Linked DNA regions of Mus musculus: regions 1, 2 and 3 are each linked to region 4. The links are chromatin loops, found by intact Hi-C in ENCODE. Cell type or tissue: left cerebral cortex. All regions are shown on one strand.

What was found. A loop is a pair of places that touch in the nucleus more often than their neighbours do. Peaks named below come from ENCODE experiments on the same cell type or tissue, not always from the same donor. Only the 100,000 strongest peaks of a DNase experiment are listed, where the experiment ranks them.
Region 1: a loop joins it to region 4, with 2.7 times the contacts of the local background. A loop is called at or near these places in 23 of 42 quality-filtered maps.
Region 2: it touches region 4 in a loop (3-fold over the local background); 35 of 42 quality-filtered maps call a loop at or near these places.
Region 3: it touches region 4 in a loop (7-fold over the local background); 20 of 42 quality-filtered maps call a loop at or near these places.

What each region holds. Positions count from the first base shown.
Region 1 is chr3:87,240,934-87,245,933 of GRCm38, forward strand. No RefSeq gene overlaps it. Among named protein-coding and RNA genes, the nearest start is that of Fcrls, 20 kb to the right of the region's middle. In left cerebral cortex, CTCF peaks have their summits at 2,901 (motif pointing right) and 3,869 (motif pointing right); DNase peaks (open chromatin) are centred at 2,900 and 4,498.
Region 2 is chr3:87,496,944-87,501,943 of GRCm38, forward strand. All of the region lies in intron 1 of Gm40085 (predicted gene, 40085), which reads right to left. It also overlaps a transcript of Fcrl5 not described here. Among named protein-coding and RNA genes, the nearest start is that of Gm40085, 13 kb to the right of the region's middle. In left cerebral cortex, a CTCF peak has its summit at 2,376 (motif pointing left); DNase peaks (open chromatin) are centred at 2,364, 3,317, 3,963 and 4,328.
Region 3 is chr3:87,559,974-87,564,973 of GRCm38, forward strand. Etv3l (ets variant 3-like) reads left to right here. Exons shown (of 6, transcript NM_001370856.1): 6 at 123-1,132. The coding sequence ends at 589. Among named protein-coding and RNA genes, the nearest start is that of Etv3l, 12 kb to the left of the region's middle. In left cerebral cortex, CTCF peaks have their summits at 391 (motif pointing left) and 2,609 (motif pointing left); a DNase peak (open chromatin) is centred at 2,600.
Region 4 is chr3:87,409,247-87,414,246 of GRCm38, forward strand. It overlaps Gm40084 (a long non-coding RNA gene), which reads left to right and starts at 2,164. Exons shown (of 3, transcript XR_867411.1): 1 at 2,164-2,314; 2 at 2,533-2,604. In left cerebral cortex, a CTCF peak has its summit at 2,097 (motif pointing right); a DNase peak (open chromatin) is centred at 2,164.

The sequences.
Region 1 (5,000 bases), 170 kb before region 4:
GTGTGTCCCAGTGTGTCCCACAGTACACCCTTTTGTCTACACTTCTTTGCTTGCAAATGTTCACTGCAAGGACTGGTACTAGGCCTCTGGCTTCTGCTACTCTATCCATACTGGATCCTCACTGGGTTGCCTCTCGGATATCCTGTGGTTGCCCTGTGTTATGGAGATCCTATGGTTTTGGATTGACAAAGGAAGACAGGCGGGAGTAAGAATCTTTAGGTAAACAATCGCTGCAGTACATTGGCCTGACTGGACTTGCTATTCGCATCAGAAGTGGAGTAGGTCATGTTTTATCTGGGTTTTCATCAACTTGGGAAAAAACATTATTTATAAACAATGTTTCTTGGTCTTTGAAGGGCAGTGGAAGGGGGAGCAGAAAACAAAAGAAATATGAAATAAGACAGTCTTGAGAAATACCAAGTAGGCTTTTGACCTCAGGCTAGCAAGGCTATTTAATACGACAGTGTTCAATTGCTTCTTCTGGTTTTGAGTACAGTTTAAAGAAAGAAAGATTTTTAATTTTGCCTTTTCTCTCTATTGGCTGGAACATAGCTTGGAGTAATTTGTTCCAAGATGAGGCTGTACATAGAGAGCCTGTGCTTGATCCCTTTCATTTCTGAAACTTGATTGCACAGGGGAACAGTCAGACTAGGCACACAGTCTTGGGGACAAGTGCCTGTATCCGTTACTTCTCTCACTGCTGAGACAAAACACCTGACCTAAACTCACAGTTTGAGGGGACACATTCCATCGCAGCAGTCAGGGTGAGAGGCTCGGTGAGCGCCATTACATTCAAGCACAGGAAGATGGATGTTCCTGTTTGCTTAGCTCTCTCTCTCTTTTTTATGGATCCTGCCTTCCCAGCCTTCAGAATGGTGCCGCCCACATTTAGGGTGGGCCTTTGCATCACAGTTAACTAAGCATAGGTAATCCTTTACAGGTATGCCCAGACTCTTGTTTCTAGAACTTGTCAAATTGACAGTCAAGACCAACCATCAGGATGACTGTCAACTCTTATGCTACTCTTGATTTATCACTGAAAACTAAGGCTGGGGAGATCGGAGGTCAGCCTTCAGGCTGATACTTTGAATTGTGGGAGGATGCCATTCTTATTTCTTCAAGATTTCTCCACCCTGTGGAAGTGCGATCCCAGGACTGAGTTTGTCTTCTGCACTTCTGCACTAGACTGGAGAGTTGGGAGAATCTTGTAGTGTAAGAAAGTGACTTTTTCTGCTTACTTTCACATATGTCTGCTCTGATTTTTCTAACAGCCAAGTTGTCCTATTGTTCTTCAATTCTAAAGACCTTAAAGTTTTAGGAGATTCATCTTACCCTCTACATTAGTTAGTTACCTTTGCATCATGGTGACTAAAACACTTGCTAGAAACAATGAAGGAAGATTTTATCTAGGTTCATGGTCCCAGAAGGTTACAGGTCACCACAGTTAGGAGGACTTGGCAGCGCTGCTCAGTGTGTAGGTGAGAGCACAGCATGGTGACGAGCATGTTCGTATACCAATGTGGAGCACAGAGGGGGGAGCACGGAGTGGGGATGAGAACCGAGGCTAGGCTACCATGTTCCAAGTCTCAGGCCCAGTGAAGGACTTCCATCAGACATCTCACACCTAAAGGTTCCACAGTCTCTCCAGACAGTGCCACGAACCAAAGAGCTGTGCAGGACACCTCAGATTCAAATCACATCTTCTGTTGGTAGGTTTCTGAGTCTTCAATTTTAGTGTTTAGTATCATTATTAGATTTATCTTTTCCTGGGATTTTATAGGTATTTGTTACAAAACTATAGGACACCAGGTTAGAAGCAGCTTGCCAGATATTTATTGACTCTATAAAGTCTGACTATGAAATTCAGAAGGCTTAATCCATCATAAAGTTATCATTTGCTCTTATAGGGAAGGTGGCTTAGACTTGTTGAGCCACTCAGAAACGAGCATAGAGTAGGGTTTCTAATTCAAGACTCTTTCTCCGACTCTCTCTCTCTCTCTCTTCCAGGTGTCCATATAGTTCCTGCACCATGGAGCCATTGTAAATGGTCAGGATTAGGTGTTAGAGACCACAGTATCCATTCCTTTCAGGGGTTTGCAGTCTAGTCTGCCCTCACCTGCTCATGCCCACAGGTAAGGGAGCAGGCAGGCTACATCTGGACCATGGCTGTTGGAGAGGCGCTTGCCCATCTTTGTCAATATTTCCCCTGTTACTGCTTCCCATTGGTAGCACCTCTGGTCTGATAGGTCAACATTGGGGGAATCCTGGGAAGCAATTCAGGTGGAGGCTATCCCTGTGACAGACAGAACCACGGCATCTATGGCAACAGTAAACAAGAACAGAGAGGAGCTATAGATGGAAGCAGGGTGAGAGAAAAAGGGTCAGAGAAGTCAACTGTCAGGAAGCAAAGGATGATGGGAAATGTTGGCCTCTCCACACAAGTCCTGGGCCGAAGGAGTCCAGGGGGATAAAGCAGAGGATGATTGAGAGGACACTTGAGCAGAGGAATGATCAAAGAAAAAGATGCTATAATCATAACCACAACCCGACATCTGATTTGGCCTCAAACTTAGGCTAGATGTGACAAAAGTAGAGCAGTATCTCTGACAGTGCTTCTCAACCTTCCCTTCCTGATGCTGGTGACCCCAACATAAAGTTATTTTTGTTGGTACTTCATGACTGTAAATTTGCTACTGTTATGAATCATAATGTAAATATCTGATATGGTATGTGACCCCTGTGAAAAGGTTGTTTGACCCCCAAAAAGGGTTGTGAGCCCCAGAACCTCTGATCTAAGGGCTGGTGCCAGAGCTGGCTGGCCTCTTTGCAAGCCTGCAGTTCCTGTGGTTTCTAAGAGACTAAGAGGGCTTGAGACTGCAGAACCCCGACTATGTCAGAAGAGGGCACTCTTTCCTAACAGACTGCTCCTACCAGCCTTTTAAAAGCAAGCCACACTGACCTGTCCTCTCAGCTAGACGAGACACATGGGGTACTTTATTCAGAGTCACTCCCTGATATTAGACCAAACTGATAGACCTGGGATCTTGTGTGGCTACACACTGTTGAATCCACAAATACATAAGGAGAACTGCACACATGTCAGCATTCTCCCAGGAGAGGCAGATGAAGAGGCAGTGCTCTGTGATGATTAATAAGGTATGCTGTACAGTAGCCTAAACATATATATCTCGGATGACTCTAACCATGGTAATAAAACCTTTAAGACATTGAAGAAATAACTGGCACTGCTAAGGGGGCCAAGATCTGAGACTAGGTAGGGAGACAAGATCTGGGACTAGGGAGAAATTCTAACACTGTTATTCTGCAAAAGGAACATAGCCACAAAATGACTTCTAATGACATTCTGCTAGACTATACAGAGAAGCAGCTTTTGCAGTAGATAGGAACTAACATATGGAGTCTCGAATGGGAAATTTGTGCAGTGAGAGACTTAGGAGCACCCTGTCCTAAGTGTGCCGTCTTCATAAAACCCTTCCCTCAGGACTCAGGGATCTATGCAGAAAAGGAGGTAGTACATTTATAAGAGCCAGAGGTGATGGCTGACCGCAAGGAAATAGTGTCTTCCAGAAACAACTGGACTGGGAGGGAGAAGTAGATATAGACTCCTAGCCTTAACTAAGAAACTATCTGCAATTGATCTCTGGAAAAGGAAAAATTAGACTGCAATGGAGTCTCACTGGATAATTGACCACAAATTAGAGTAGGCCCCGCCCAGGAGTAGCTGGCTGACACAACATGAACTCAATGGTGTTTTGTAATTTTTTTTCCTGTCTCATTTGATTTGTTTGGATTAAAAAAAATATTTATTTATTTCATGTATATGAGTGCTCTGTCTGCATATATACCTGCTTGCCAGAAGAGGGCATCAGATCACATTGTAGATGGTCAATGTGGTTGCTGAGATTTATTTATTTATTTATTTATTTATTTATTTATTTATTTACTTACTTACTTACTTTTGTTTTTCGAGACAGGGTTTCTCTGTATAGCCCTGGCTGTCCTGGAACTCACTCTGTAGACCAGGCTGGCCTCAAACTCAGAAATCCACCTGCCTCTGTCTCCCAAGTGCTGGGATTAAAGGTGTGTGCCACCACTGCTCGGTGATTGCTGAGAATTTAACTCAGGACTTCTGGAAGAGGAGCCAGTGCTCTTAATCGCTGGGCCATCTCTCCAATTCCTGTTTGGATATTTTTTGTCACATCAGTCTTTTGATTGTTTAGTTTGATTTCCATTTTGTGTGTGTGTTTCAGGTTATGTGTGTGCGCGCACACACATGTGTGTGTTTCTTATTTTTTTATTGTTTGAGAGAGACAGAGAGAGAATAAAGAGAGATCATAAAGTTGGGGAGTAGGTGGGTATAAGATCTGGGTATAAGATCTGGGAGAGAGGAAAACATGCTCAAAGTATATTATATGAAATTCTTTTCTCAATTTGAAAAAGAAAAGATGTGGTGTGAAGTACCTTGAATTAGAGTTGTAGGTCTGCCAATTCCTGTGTGCTCCTACATAATTTACTTAATCTCTCCAGGCTGTGTTGTTTCTAACTGAAAGAAGCCAAAAAAAAAAAAAAAAAAAAAGGCACTGACTTGGGGTTATTCTAAAAGCTAACTAAATAATTCAATGCAATTAAGGCATTCTGCGTACTGTCTCATTAGAAGATGGCAGTCATCGTGTTCTCATAAAGCTTCTACTGTTCTCAATGATGAAGAGAAGCACGGACTTTATGGAGCAATGCTGTTTTTATTCTCGTTCACTACTGTGAGTCTGAGGTGGTCACTCCGTCTCTCTGGTCCTTGATTTCTGGCATCTGCAGAGGATCAGCTTTCCGCTGATGTTATTGGTGGTGGTATTGTAGGCTAGTAGACATGGTGATGATAACACCCTTAGATCTGCCTGGTGACTCAGAAGCCCATTACAGGGGGTTCCACAGACTTCCAACTCCACCAGCAACCCTGTGGTTTTTCATGATGCCTTTTGGAG
Region 2 (5,000 bases), 88 kb after region 4:
GTGCTTGTAATAGCAATGAAAAGAGGACATGAATTTGGAAGGAGGAGTATATGGTACTGTTTGAAAGGAGGAACAATAAGAAAGAAATGTTGTAATTATGTTATAATCTCAAAATAAGAGCAATAACTTTTAAAAAATTCTAATCATAACCCAAAGGATGAGGTAGGAATTGTAAATCCATGAATGTGCAGCTCTGTTCACACCTTTCTCTCAGGTGCAAGCCTCTTGCTGAGTTCTCTCAGGTGCGAGCCTCTTGCTGAGTTCTCTCAGGTTCCAGCCTCTTGCTGAGTTCTCTCAGGTTCCAGCCTCTTGCTGAGTTCTCTCAGGTTCGAGCCTCTTGCTGAGTTCTCTCAGGTTCGAGCCTCTTGCTGAGTTCTCTCAGGTGTGAGCCTCTTGCTGAGTTCTCTCAGGTTCGAGCCTCTTGCTGAGTTCTCTCAGGTGCGAGCCTCTTGCTGAGTTCTCTCAGGTTCCAGCCTCTTGCTGAGTTCTCTCAGGTTCGAGCCTCTTGCTGAGTTCTCTCAGGTTCGAGCCTCTTGCTGAGTTCTCTCAGGTTCGAGCCTCTTGCTGAGTTCTCTCAGGTGCGAGCCTCTTGCTGAGTTCTCTCAGGTGCGAGCCTCTTGCTGAGTTCTCTCAGGTGCGAGCCTCTTGCTGAGTTCTCTCAGGTTCCAGCCTCTTGCTGAGTTCTCTCAGGTGCGAGCCTCTTGCTGAGTTCTCTCAGGTGCAAGCCTCTTGCTGAGTTCTCTCAGGTTCGAGCCTCTTGCTGAGTTCTCTCAGGTTCGAGCCTCTTGGTGCCCCATGGCAGAAGTAACTGCTTAACAGTTGACTCTTCAGAAGATAAAAGGCCCAGTTTCTTGTGTTTTCCAGCTTCTCTGCTATAAATATCACCACCGTAGCTGATTGCAAACTATCAGCATTATAACTGAACACAGAGTTTGGAAGCGACCACATAGATCTAGCTCTTAGCCTGTTCCAGCTGGCCCCGGCACGTGGCAGCCAGCAAATGCTAATGTTTAAATGTGGAGAGTAGTTATTTTCTTTTAATTTTTGAGACTGTCTCACTGTGTAGCCCTGGCTGGTCTGGACCTCCCTATGTAAACAAGGCTGGCTTCAAACCCAAGTTCTGGGATTAAAGGTACCTGGCTTATAAGGTACACTCTTTATATACCATGGACCCTAACTAACTGCCCCTATTTTTTAAAATATGTATTTTTTTTTAGAATTTCGCACATGGATTTAATGCATCTTCATTATATTCCCCTCTTTCCTGATCCACACCCCCTCCCCCACCACCCCAACTCCATTTCCTCTTTTATTACACTCACTGAGTCCAGTTTGTACTGCCTATACACTCACGGATGTGAGACCGTCCACTGAGGCCTGGTCATGCTACCAGAGTCCACACAGGATGCCTTAAAGAAAGCGGACCCTCCCTCCCCAGCAGCTCTCACCTCTCAGCTAGGAGTGCAGGCTCAAGATCCCCTCCCTACTCTGTGCTGGATAGTTCACTGGCTTGGTCTCGTGCAGGTCTCGTGTAGCCACAATAGCTGCTATGTGTTCATGTATGCAGTAGTCCCTCCCGCTGTGTTCAGAAGACATTGCTTTCCTCTGCTCCTCCTTGACTGATGGCTCTTACGATCTTTCTGCTCTCTCTTCTACAATGACTCTGGAGCCTTGGGGGTGGGAGTGGACGACGTCTCAGTTGCTGAACACCCAACTTATCCCTGCGCTTCAGTTGTGAGGTTCTGCACTAAGCACTGGTCACTGCACCGTGAAACTTCTCTGGTGAGGTTCAAGAGATGCTCTGATCCATAGATATGGAGCTATGGATTTAGAGCCTGTCCCTATCTTATAGGAGGAAGTGGCCATCTGCTCCTAAAGCAGAAGGGAAAACATGCGAAGAGAGTTCGTTGCTCTCCGGCACAACAGCACCATTGTGGAAGTCACAAGAATAATTTTAACAGTATGATTCCTACCAGAAACTCTTTAACTTCCTTTCAATGGCCTTAAGAAAGAATTAGGAACTACTCATGTAGTCCCGCAGGGTGGGGCTGAGGTTAGGGTTACAATATTATAGTGAAAGACCTTTCTAACACAATGTTTTCTCCTTCGCTGTCCCACACGTTACCCATGTTCTCAAATATCTATGTCCCCTGAGTGTAATCTAAAGCCACTCGGGATCCAGACAAAGTAATCCATTTCCCACTCCTACTACTAAACTGTATAATCCTAAACAGATCTGTGACCACCAATGATTCTGGCAAATGAAGGCTTCCCTGAAGATCTGCTGGGCAGATGAAGTAAACGGGTTGTAAAAGCTGCTTCCACTTCCAGGAACAGATGTGCTGAGCCACAGGCATGCAATATTGCCACCTTGTGGCTTCTCACAGAATTGCCCAAAAGGCAAACATTCCTTGGAGGTCCAAAAGGAACCTTACTAGGGGTGTGGGGAGTGCAGTCTAGAGTTGTGATGAGATTCAGAGCTATGATTATAAGAAGCCAGTCGGTATCACAGGAAGAGACTGGCCTCTACCAACCACCATAAAACTGATTTGGGGAGTTGTTGTTTTGTTTGGACAATTATCAGCTCTTTGGCCCCCAAAGACAAAATTATCTAAATATACATTTTACAGTTGAAAGGAGAAGATAACAGTTCCTACAGTTTGTTCAAACACTCGTGATTATCGGCTGCCCTTCATATTGTTCTTGCCCCTCTTTCCTATTCCAGATTCCCAAGAATAGAATGTGCCTGACTCCCACAGTACCCTGTAGATCTGGCCAATCATCTCAGTTTTCAGTGGAGCCATGGAATATGCTCCCAATACCCTCCATCTCTTAGAAGAACAATCTCAGGTTCCAATCTCGTCCCCGGTGCTTCAGATCCAAACCTCCAAAATTTCACATTATTTAGTAACAGATTTGGTGGCACGCTCCTGACAAACTCAAGTCAAGAACCCCCGAGGAGAATGGCAGACTAGAAGACGTTTCTACGCCACCCTTTAAATGAGAAGAGCCACAATAAGAAAAATAGACACTTCTGAAGAGAAAGAAAGAAGAAACGTTTTAAAATGCACCAAAATAGTGTTAAAATACCTGGAAAGTGGGGAGGAAAGACAGGTAACGCATGAGAAACAGCCAACGTAAACACAGACCAGCAGCATGGCTGTGGTGTGGACAGGGTGAACAGACTTCTCATAAGCTAAAGGAAGCTGCCCTGGTGAGAGAAAACTGGCCGTCCTGCCCTCAGAGCAAGTCCTCAGCCCTCACAAGCCTGAAAACCAGTGGCAGCTTTTGTGAGACAACCATTCCTCCGGCACTGAGAGAGGAAGCACACCCAGCAGCTGCGTGCGCCTCAGAGCGGAAGTGACCCGGTTTGAATGAGAAGGTCTCCCACAGGCATGTGGATTTGAACTCTTGGACCCCAGATGCTAGCACATTTGGAGAGGTTATAGAACCGCTAAGGTATGGAACCTTGCTGGAGAAAGCGCGCCCCTAGAGATAGGCTTCGTTAAGAGTGTAGCCTGCTTCTAGTTTACCCTCAGCTTTCTGTTTGAGGTTGAGGATTCAATCATCCCCGCTTCCTGTTCTGGCCCCTCAGCCTGCCGTGGACTCTGCCTTTGGAACCAGAAGCCAGAATCGGCATGTTGTTCCTAAGTGGCTGCTGACTGGCCATGCCATTTTCCTCACAGCAACAGAAAAATGTCTGATCCAGACGTTGGTACAAAAGAGTGGGTACGGACAAAATAAAAAAAAAACAAGTGAAGAACTTGACCATGTCCTTTAGAGCAGTGTGGAAGGCTTGGGAGGACTGGACTAGAAAAGTGGTAAGATGCTCTAAAAAGAACGTAACGGCCGCTCTAGCTGGAGCTTGGAAGACAACAGTGCTGATCGTGCAGATGGTAGAGGCATGCTCACAAGAGGCGAGCAACATTAGCAATCGTGCCAGAGACAGTTTCTATATGCTGGCAAAAAGTCTGACTGTTTTCTGCCCGCACCCCTGAGAATGCACAGAAGGCTGAATTTCAAGTCATGAACCAAGTTTTGGCAGAGAAAGTCTCAAGCAACATAAGGTCGAATCCGTGAAATGGGCATTATTAATAACTCTTAGGCAGGTCTACAGTGAAAAAGAGCAAGCAGGATCATCATGTACAAAATGTGTAGTTATGAGGAGAAAAACTCTAGCAAGCTTAATGTGGCTCCCAAGGTATGATCTAGAAATGAAGCTGTACTGTTAAAGGGCTCCGCGCTGTGCCGTGCAGGAGAGGCATCCTGCCCTGTACTGAAGCAGAAGGAAGTGTGCCCACACAGAGAGGCCCCACCCAGCTAAACTTCAGATTTGTCAAGGACAAAGCCTAAGGGCTGCTTTGTCCTGGAAAGCAACATTGCTTCAACATAGGATGACTGCTTAGCATGTGGTTTAAAGGTGGGAGGCTCCCTCCCAAGCTGGCAGCCAAACTTAGCATCTATCTGATACTGGCAATAAAGGCAGGGGAGACACGGGACATGGAGCTGCAGAAAAGCACAGGATTAGGGGTGGAGGCCGTCCTATCAAGACCACGGTGCTGTAGTTGGCCGCTTCTCATTCTCTCACTTCACGCTCCCCCTCCCTCCGAAGCTCATCTCTAGACAGCCACTCCCTTTACACAGACAGCCTCTGGTAACTCTCCTAATTGCTCTCCCACTTCCAGACCTGATCACAGACCCCCGCCAACTCAGGCTTCCTCTCCTAACTGAGCTCATTTTGAAGGGTAATTTTGTATCAGCTCCTTTCCTAGATCAACCTACCTCCCCCAGTCATCCCTGATTCATAAAAGATGAGGGGTAACCCTGGGAACGGAAGACCTCTTTCTCACACCTCCAGGAGGAGGCCATCAAAGCATCAGAAGGCTGATCTGTGTACAGATTCCGTTTCCCAGAAAGCCCCCTCCCTCACTGTGACCTTACACAGCTGAAGATGAAGCTTTTCCTGGCTTTCTGTGAAAAGTCCCGCATTTACTACTTTT
Region 3 (5,000 bases), 150 kb after region 4:
CCAACAAGGCCTTACTTCCTAATAGTGCCCACTCCCTATGGTCTATGAGGGTCTATGAGGGAAGGAGGCAGCGGAGCATCTCGGGGAGGGGCCCTCTTGACCACTTCTCTCTGTGTCTCTAGGTTTTGGCTCTGTCCTGGGCCCAGGCTGGCAGAGGCCTTGCTGCTGTCTCCGGAACCTCCAAGGTGGCCTGCCCAGCCCTGCTCCCCTTGCTTCTGTGCCCTGCCTCTGCTGTAACTGGACCCACCTCTTGGGGCCCATCTTGCCTCCTCTTCCCTCAGAGCAGTCACTTTCGGGGTCCTCAAAGCCTGGTCCTCGGCTCTCAGGCCCCATGTGTATGCCAGGTACCTGGCATTTTCCAGGGCTCCACCTTCTGGCCAGGCTGAGACAGAACACTGGCCAGGGGCTTTGGTGCCAGTTTCTCAGGCCCGAGGAATTGGTGGTAAATCCTGGCCCAGGGCCAAGCAGGCATCTGGATTCCAATGAGGGACTCTCCTCAGGGACTCAGGGACTCAAACTTGGGAAAGGAATCTCCATGTCCCCCAATCCAGAGAACATGAGAGTCATGTGGCCTTCTGATCCTCCTTAATTGGAGAGAAAGAAGTGAAGGGGTGGCTCTTCCCCCTGTCTCCTGTTCCCCCACTGGAGGCTCTGAAGGGTGAAGTTGAACCAAGGGCAAATGTGGGCATGGGGAAATGGAGATGGCACCCCTCCCCTATACCAAATTGCTATCTGACTAAGGAGACATTATTAATTAACTTTTTTTGGAGAGAAATGAGATTAGGAGTTTCTATCATTAAAACTGCCCCCTGCCTACTCACAGGAGGGGATGAAGGGGCTGGGCTGGGGCAGACCAGCGTTTGTTTGGCTTAAGTCTTAGGATCTCTTTCTTCCTCTGGGTTCACTTCCCCATCCTGGCTAAGGTTTCCCAGGACCTCTCACAGCCCTTCCCATACTTCTCTGCCCTCCCCTTGACTGCACAGCCACTAGGAACCTCTGTTCCAGGGAGGGTCTTGCTTCTATGAAGGAAGGTTCTGTGCTTCTATCTCCATGACCCCAAGATGCAGGCAGGGGCACAGAGAGGGAGGGGTGGTTCTCTCATCTCTGTAACACTCCACTGCCAACTGTGAATAAAAATGTCCTTGGACCAACAATCTTTCTCCCGTGCATCCTAGTTTGGCTGCGTTCCTTCTCTGTGCCCATCGGTGGTGGTGCTAAATGCAACGCAGGAGTCCTGCTGGGTTTGAGAGGAGGGCCTGAGGCTTAGACTGGAAGCATCCAGCCAAGCTCCTCTCTTCTACCATCATGCCTGAGAGTGAGCCAAGCAATGAGGGAAGCCGGTCCCAAAGACAGAACAGCAGAAAGAGTGGGGGGTCTTTGCCAAAGACCTTAAGGCTCCTGTAGAGGACCTCTGGGCAAGGTTCTAATGGTCCAAGTGGGAAAGGAAAGGACACTGGTGCTAAATACCCTCTGCTTCTGCCTGTGGGCTCCTGAGAACGAGCAGCAGGGCTGACTTGAAGCTCCTGGTGCCAGAGAGCATAGAGAACACACAAGAAAGCATCTCTACTTGACGACAGATGAATCAACGAGGAAGAGATGCCACACAAGCCAAAGCCACCGAGCCACCCGCTCTCCTGCCTCTAGGCTATCAATTACCTGACCTGGATCTGTCTCTTTTTGAGGAACAGCTCATGAGCTGGAAAGGCCCAAGGGCTCTACTGCCCATTCCAAGTTCCTCTTGGAGCCGCTCTCACATTTACTTCCTTCAGCCTCACTTGGTCTTCTGACCATACGTTGTCAGTCAGCTAGAATGGGTGAGAACTGCACAGGGTGTGACATAGCCCTCGTCTACAGGAAGGCCAAGGTGATTCCCAAGCTGGGCCTAGGGCAGGAGAAAGGGTCTCTGTCTCCCTCCCTCAGCCCATCCCCAGTACAGTTTTCCTGTTACCCCGCCCAGCTTAGGAGATAAGCTTAGGAGATAAAGCAGTGTTGCCTGTGTGCACCAGGAAGTGGACGGGGCACTCGCTGGGCTTGTGTCCGGTTCAGAGTGGCTAGCCCTAAGGACAGGGGTTTCTCCATAAAAAAAAAAGAAAGAAAGGATGTGTTCTCTACCTGGCCCCACCTCCTCCTCAGTAGTGTGTGGTGATTGTGGTCCCTGTATTTCAGGTGATGAAAAAACGCTTTGAGGTATACATTCTAAGACTCCTCTGAAGGCTAAAGCCCACTGTAAGGACTTGCTTCCAGGTGGAACCTTGTGTGTAGGTCACAGATCTCAGTAAAGAGATCCTGCCACAATAGGCATTTTTTTGTTTTGTTTTGTTTTTCACTAAGTACTCCATTGTTAGTGAGAGCTGCCTACCTGTACAGTCCTGAATACTCATCAGAACTTGGGCTCCATATCCAGAAGATAGTACCACCAGCACCTTCGTTCATCCAACTGCAATAACCCAAAATGCCTCCAGACAGGTGTGAAACGGGAGAAACTGCCCAGGGTTGAGGGTTGACTGCCTCTAAATTCAGGAAAACCCTATGTTCTGTCAAAGATGTAAGTAGCTTCCTGGAGAGCTGTTGGCTTTCACGTTGCAAGAGTGCCCTCTAGTGGCTAGAGTTGGTACTCTGCGCTCAACGCTCAGGACTAGGGTACAAAGTAAGGCCAGCTCTATGTTGGTATAAGAGTGAAGGACTCAGAACCTCTGAGATGAGGGAGTGAACGGCAAAATCCAGGGATGCAGATGCAGAGCTCTTCCTCATCAAGCTCCCTTAAATATGGTTGTCAATCTATCAAAAGACCAACTCGCCTGACACAACAACGCAGGCAGTGGAGGTTGTCAGTTTTTTATATAACCATGCCAGTCACCAACCTCAGCTGCCACATACGTTGGCACCCTCATGTGGGGAAAGGCACAGTGAGCACTCAGTATTTCTCAGGAGTAGGACTGCAAAGCGTGCTCAGCAACCACTCTCCTCTGTAGCACTAGAAACCCTGGGAGATTCAGCAGGTCTTCAGAAATTAGAGAGTCTAACTCCTGGGCTGCCGGAAGAGACCTCTGAGATCCCAGAGAAAGGGGCTTGTTTCGAATCACAGGGACGAAGAACAAGATTTGGAATACAAATTTCTTAGTCATTAGTCACCACCATCACTCGGCTGGAGAGTTTAAAACCCATTAGTGTGAGAGTTTGCTATGCGTGCAGAGGGGCTTTTCAGAAGCGACTCCTGTGAAGGCTTTTCATGAGGCCCTCTGAGGAAGCACTTTCCTTCCCAAGAACACTTGGGCAGTTTGGTGCTTGCCTCTGATGGTCTCATAGGCATCAGTATAGTGCTGCATAAATCTGGTGTTGGTAGGACAGTGCTCCAGGGGCTTGCGAAGTGGAGGGAGTCTAGGCACTAGAACACTCAGCTAAGCACATAGAAGAAGTTTGGAGGCTGTCTTAGTCAGAGTTTCTGTTGCTGTGCAGAGAAACCATGAGTTTGGCAACTCTTATAAAGGAAAACATTTAACTGGGGCTGGTTTTTCAGACGTTTAGTCCATTACTGTCATGGCAGGAAACATGGCAGAGTGCAGGCGGACATGGTGCTGGAGAAGGAGCCCAGAGTTCTACATCTTGATCGTAGGCAGCAGGACACTGCCATACTAGGCCTAACTTTAGGATATGAGACCTCAAAGCCCGCCTCCATAGTGACACACTTCCTCTAACAAGGCCACACCCACTCCAACAAGGCCACACCTCCTAATAGTGCCATTTCTTACGGGCCAAGCATTCAAACATATGAGCCTTTAGGGGCCACTCCTAGATAAACCACCACAGATGCTTAGACACAATAGCAGGTGTTCACTCCCCTGAGTTGGTGGCAGTGTGGATAATCCCTACCCTCTTCCTTTCATTTCTTAAGGAATCTTCATGTGTCTCCTTCTGTCAGATGCACTCTATGCTGTTAGGTGGTTCTGTCCATGTAGAAATGTCATTGAATGAACTTGCAGGAAAGCAGATGGCAGAGATCAATCATGGTGAATGGCAGCAGGATGCTATCAAGCAAACACATGGTGCACAAGGCTGCTAACCATGCTGTATACTGCTGGTACTTTGTTGCAAGTAGGGATATGAGCTAAAATTTTTAGAAGAGTGCCTACCAGAGAGCAACACCTTGGTTATAATCATTTTCAAAACGTAGGCATTGCATACCATTGTACTGCTATACTTCACATGAGCAACTTTGCAGCAATTGGCACACATAGTGCGTTTATCTACACCGATTCACCACAAACATCTGAGTCATGGTATCACATTGATCTCACTGGGTCATATGAATCTTTCAGGTACACATACGCTTATATGGCTATATATGCATGTATATACGTATATATGAACATCTGTATATATGCACACACATATAGACCAGTAAATACAATCCAATAGGCATTTATTAAATGTTTATTGTGATTTGTTTCTTTGGTTGGTTGCTTGCTTGGTTTTGGATTTTCTTTATTCATTGAGATAGTCTCACTATGTAGCCCAGGCTGGCCAGGAGCTTGTAATGTGAACTATGCTAGTCTCAAACTTGTAGCATTCCACCAGTTTCTGCTGCACAAGGGCCGGGATTACACATGTGTGCCACCATTCCATGAAATGCCATACATTTCTACTGTGCTTATATATGCACTGCTGTCATAAGGATAGGGACAGAATAAAATTACTGGGTGAAAAATCATGACACTGTAATGGCTTCAGGCACATATCACTCATCTGACTTCCAGAAAGGGATATGTTGTTTAAAACTACATTTATGCACCACTCGCTATGAGCCTGACTGTGGTGGTTGGGATGAAAGTACCCCCCTCCCCATAGGCTCATACATCTGCATGCTTAGTCCCCAGCTGATGAATTGCTTAGGAGGGGGGCAGTTAGGAGGTGTGGCCCTATTGGAATAGGTGTGTACTTGTCAGAGGAAGTATGTCACTGTGGTGGACTTTGAGAAATTAAAATCCCATACCAGGCCCAGT
Region 4 (5,000 bases):
GTATTTGTCAGACACTGGCAGAGCCCCTCAGGTGACAGCTGTATCAGGCTCCTGTCAGCAAGCTCTTGTTGGCATCACAATAGTGTCTGGGTTTGGCAGGCAGGCTCTTAAACAGGATCAAGCTAGTCCAAACTAGTCCAAGCCTGTCTAAACCTGTCTACATCCTATTAAACTGGATAAAGCCCATCCAAACTGTAATAAACTAGTCCAAGCAGGTCCAAACTGGGTTGAAATGCTCCCAAAGGCAAGGGCACAGATTAGGATATGACCAGGACCTTGACAATGGACAAGCTGGGGAAAGGATGAAGTTGAGTTAGGGCTAAAAGTGAGAGTGTAGGTTTGGTGAAGAACTGAAGGAGATGGAAGCTAAGGGTGACTCTTACATTTCTGATACAGTGGCTGCACACTTTTCTTAGGAATTCTACAGCTCCTCTGGATGACTAAACATGGCACCGCAGAGTGGCAAGGTCTTCTCTAGTCTGGACTGGTCTGAACCAGTCTGGGCTATGGAAGTCCTGAGAATCTTTTTAGAGTCCCTTTCAGCTTTACAACCCAGCTTCTGCCTCCTGCACACACAGCCGGTGCTCATTGATTCTTAGTTTCTTGGTCTCTGGACCCGAATGGCCTCCACTAAAAATGGACCCACAGCCAACCCCCTCCCTCCTACCCTAGCAGTGTCCCAGGTGCACAGCCTGGGGCCCGGGGGTGGGGGGCAGTGCATGCAGAGAGTCACTGGGCATTCCAAAGCCCCAGCAGGTGCCACTCATGCCTCAAGGCCAGAGCAACCTTCCTGCCCCACTGCTCCAGGACACAGTGTTGCCAGTGAACTACCGGAATTGGATAGAAAGGGAAAGCTGAACCTAAGAACTCATTTTTTAAAACTTGTTTTTACATTTACTTGTGTACTGGGGAAAGGAGAAATAACAATGCCCTTGTGGAGGTCAGAGGTGAACTTGTAGCATCAGTTGGGTTTTCTCCTTCCTCCCTGCGTGTTTCCTCTGGAAACTGAACTAGTACCTTTATCTGTTGAGCCATCTCTCCTGTCCAGGGGAGCCCTCCCCTGCTTTTAAAAACTAAGAGTCATGCACATGGGTGTATTACTCATATAGATGTGTGTGTGTGTGTGTGTGTGTGTGTGTGTGTGTGTGTGTGTGCGTGTGCGTGTGCATGTGCGTGTGCGTGTGCGTGTGCGTGTGTGTGTGTGTGTGTGTGTGTGTGTGTGTGTGTGTGTGTGCCTGACCCTGTGTAGAAGCCATAAGAGGCAGGGTCTCTCTGTGAAGCCAAGGCTGAGTTTTCCAGGCCAGACTATCAGTCAGCAAGCCTCAGTCATCCTCCAGTCCCTGTCCCTTACAGAGCAGTTTGTTACTAGAGCACAGAGCGTCTGAATTCAGTCCCATGATCGCATAACCATCATCTTACCCTCTGAGGTGTCTTGTCATCCCAGGACACACTTGAAGGAGGGGGCAACTCCAGAGCTTCCCAACATTCGACTGCCTTTCTTCCTTTTTTATTATTTTTACTCCCCCACCTCCCCCCGCCGCCCTATCTGTAGTGCTGACTCAGCTCTGAGACCAGAGAAAGGGAATTGGGTGTCTTTCTTTGCCACACTCTGTCTTATTCCCTTCAGATGGGGTCTACCACCTGAAGCTGGGCTACTAAGTTCCAGGGATCCTGCCTCCACCCAGTTCCATGTCTGGCTCTTTATGTGGTGCTAGGAGGTTGCACTCAGATCATAATGCTCTCTTAACACCGAACCTCCTTCCTCTCTCTCCTCATTTACTTATTATCTACTCTTTTACTTTGTGAGTGCCTGTGTGTATGTGTGGGGGAGCGGGATAGTTGTAAGGGCGGGGATTGGTTACGGGGCGGGGGGGGGGAGCGGTATCAGAGGGGAGGCCACTAAACTGGGCGATTCCTCCACACACACAGGCTCCTGATGCTGCAGGAGACAAAGTGGAGGGGAGGCAAGAAGTGGGAGAAAGAGACCCACAACGCAAAAAAAGCTTGCTGGCCATGGGGTACTAACTAGGGTCCCCTCTAAGTCTCATAGCCTCGCCCACAGCTCAGTCCAGGTGAGTCTCCCTCGCGGCCGCCAGGGGGCGCCCAACTCACCTTGGGAGGGCAGGGACCAGGACCAGGACCTGGGCTGCAGGAGGTGCAGAGATGCAGCTCCAGAGCTGCCATCTGCTGACCGAGGCTAACTGAACAGGGCTCTTGTCAGAATTGGGGTGAGGGACCCCAAGGAGCAGGCAAGTTCGATGGGGCGAGCGCACTACGGAGCCTCTGCTGCTGGAAGCTAAGATACCCAGAACAGGTATCAGAGTGCCTGTGCCTATTCTCTGCATCCAGCTGCGCAGGTTCCTCTGCTGGGGGTGGGGGCACAGCATGAAGGGAAAAGTGGGGTCAGAGTGTGACAACCTGCCTCTTCTTTTCCTTTTTCTTCTTCCCCTCCCTTGCTTTCCCCCTATTCCTCTTTTTTCCTCCCTCCCTCCCCTTCCATTTCCTCTTCATCCTCCCTCCCTTCTCACAAAGGTGCACAGCTTCCCTCAAGCATCAGGCCAGCAAGCAGTTCTAGCCTTCACCTACCAGCTGCCAGGTACAGAGGTAGGAGTGTCTTGCTGGCCAAGTGGCTTGGGTGGATGGGGTGCTTCAGGCCTGGGAGAGGGAACCAAGGAGAGAGGGGTGGCCAAGTCACCAAGAGAGAGACCAGAGCCCAAGATCCTCTCACCCTGACTAGTGCTCACTGGGTGAGTGAGGGTGGGGTGAAAGGGGGCAGGCAGCTCTGGGTGAACAGGGTTTTCCTAGCCTGCAGCCAAGGAGCAGGTGGGACCTGGTATGGCAGCTCTGAGTGGGACATCACAGGGGCCACTCTGCAGACAGAGAGGTAGGAGAATGAGAGAGAGAGAGGGTCACTCTCCACTCAGGTCTGTACCCAAGGCTTGGGGGTGTTGGATAGGCTTCATTGCTGGCCCATAGCCTGGTTCAGGGCAAAGGCCTCTCTATGGAGCATGGGGCGACAGATCATCTGAGAAATGGTGGCAGGAAGACTTGTTTGGTGAACTCTTACGTATTCTTCAAAGCCCGGATCATAAAACCCATTCCTCCTCAGGGACTGATTCCCTAGGCACCCAGGACAAGACCAGTTTCCACACAGGTGGCTCTCCCTCCTGGCTCTTTATGACTACTATATGAGTTTCAGCCTCAAATTCTGTATTGGACAGAAGTGTGTTTGGGGTCAGAGGGATTTGAAGAGGGAACAGGGGAGACCTCTTGCATAAACCCAGAGGCAGGAGCAAGGCCAGGCCTCTGTCACCTTCCGGAGTCCTCGGCAGCTTTTCTCCCCAACCCTCTGGCCCCTCTGGCCTTTCATCTGCCTCCAGCTCAGGACCACCCAGACCTATGCCCCTCTTCTTCAGTGTCTGTGGGGACGACAGGGTGGGACCACCCAGACCTATGCCCCTCTTCTTCAGTGTCTGTGGGGACGACAGGGTGGGACCACCCAGACCTATGCCCCTCTTCTTCAGTGTCTGTGGGGACGACAGGGTGGGACCACCCAGACCTATGCCCCTCTTCTTCAGTGTCTGTGGGGACGACAGGGTGGGACCACCCAGACCTATGCCCCTCTTCTTCAGTGTCTGTGGGGACGACAGGGTGGGACCACCCAGACCTATGCCCCTCTTCTTCAGTGTCTGTGGGGACGACAGGGTGGGCCACAAGAATGCATGAAGAGATTAAAGTTGGTCTTCTGACCTTAAGTGAACTGGATTATAAGTTAGTCTTTTCTACCTCAAATGATCTAATTAACTAAACACACACACACACACACACACACACACACACACACACACACACTTGTGCCCAGTGACTTGCATTTTTAGTTAGTCCCACATATAGTCAAGTTGACTACCAAGTATACCCATCACAGTTGGGTTATCTCTGTGTAATATTTGTTATTCTTTCCCTGGAGAGCCGTCTACACCATCTGGTGTAATTGTGGGTGGCTGCACAGACATTGAATTGTCCCCACACACCTGTTTGTACAGTTTACACCATGACAATTCCATTACAGATAAAAGAACCCACCTCAAATGGTTCTCAGAGAAAGTTTTATTTTGTTTTTGTTTTAGGATTTGTATTTTTTTTATTTTTAATTATGTGGGGGTGGGGTGCCCACTTGTGAGTGACCCCAGAAAGAGTAACAGCTCCCTTGGAACTAAAGTTACAGGTGGTGGAGAGCCTCCCAGTAGGGGTTACTTGGAACCAAATGTGGGTCCTTTGCAAGAGCAATCCATGCTCTTAACTGCCAAGCTGTCTCTCCTGCCCAACAACAAAATCTCTTAAAAATATGTAGCACTTCCCCAAATTACCAGCTAGAGATGCAGGCTGTAGCCTGAGCTCCCGAAAGCAAAACGTAAATATAGCAAATGTCATTTGAGGGGGAAAAGGGTTTAATAATGAAGAGAGGAGACTAAAACAAAATTAAAAGTTATTCTTCAAATCTAACTTTGCATTGTAAAAACCAATATAAACTCATGGTAAGTAGTTTTAAATCTTTAAAAATAGATGTTTTCTGAATCTTTCCCAGAAAGGGAAATAAAATAGGTATCTGACATGGATGGAGGGAGGGAACTGAGGGGGGGGGGCTGGGCAGGAGGTGAGGATTAGGGGAGAGAGAAGGGAAATTGGCAAGGTGGGGCAGGGGGGGGGGGAGGCAATCTCTAGGACATGCCAGAGATCTGGGATGGGGGAAGTCCCAGGTGGCTTGTGGGGACGATGCTAGCTGAGACTCCTAGCAGTTGAGGATATGGAATCCTGAAGTGGCCATGTCCTATGGCCAGGCAGAACTCCCAGTGGAGGGAGAAGGACAGCAGCCTGCCCACAAAACCTTTGGCTCAAAATGTGTCCTGCCTAAAAGATGTGCATGGACAAAGATGGAGCAGAGACTGAGGGAATGGCCAGCCAATGACTGCCCTAAATCAAGACCCACCCTATGGGCAAGA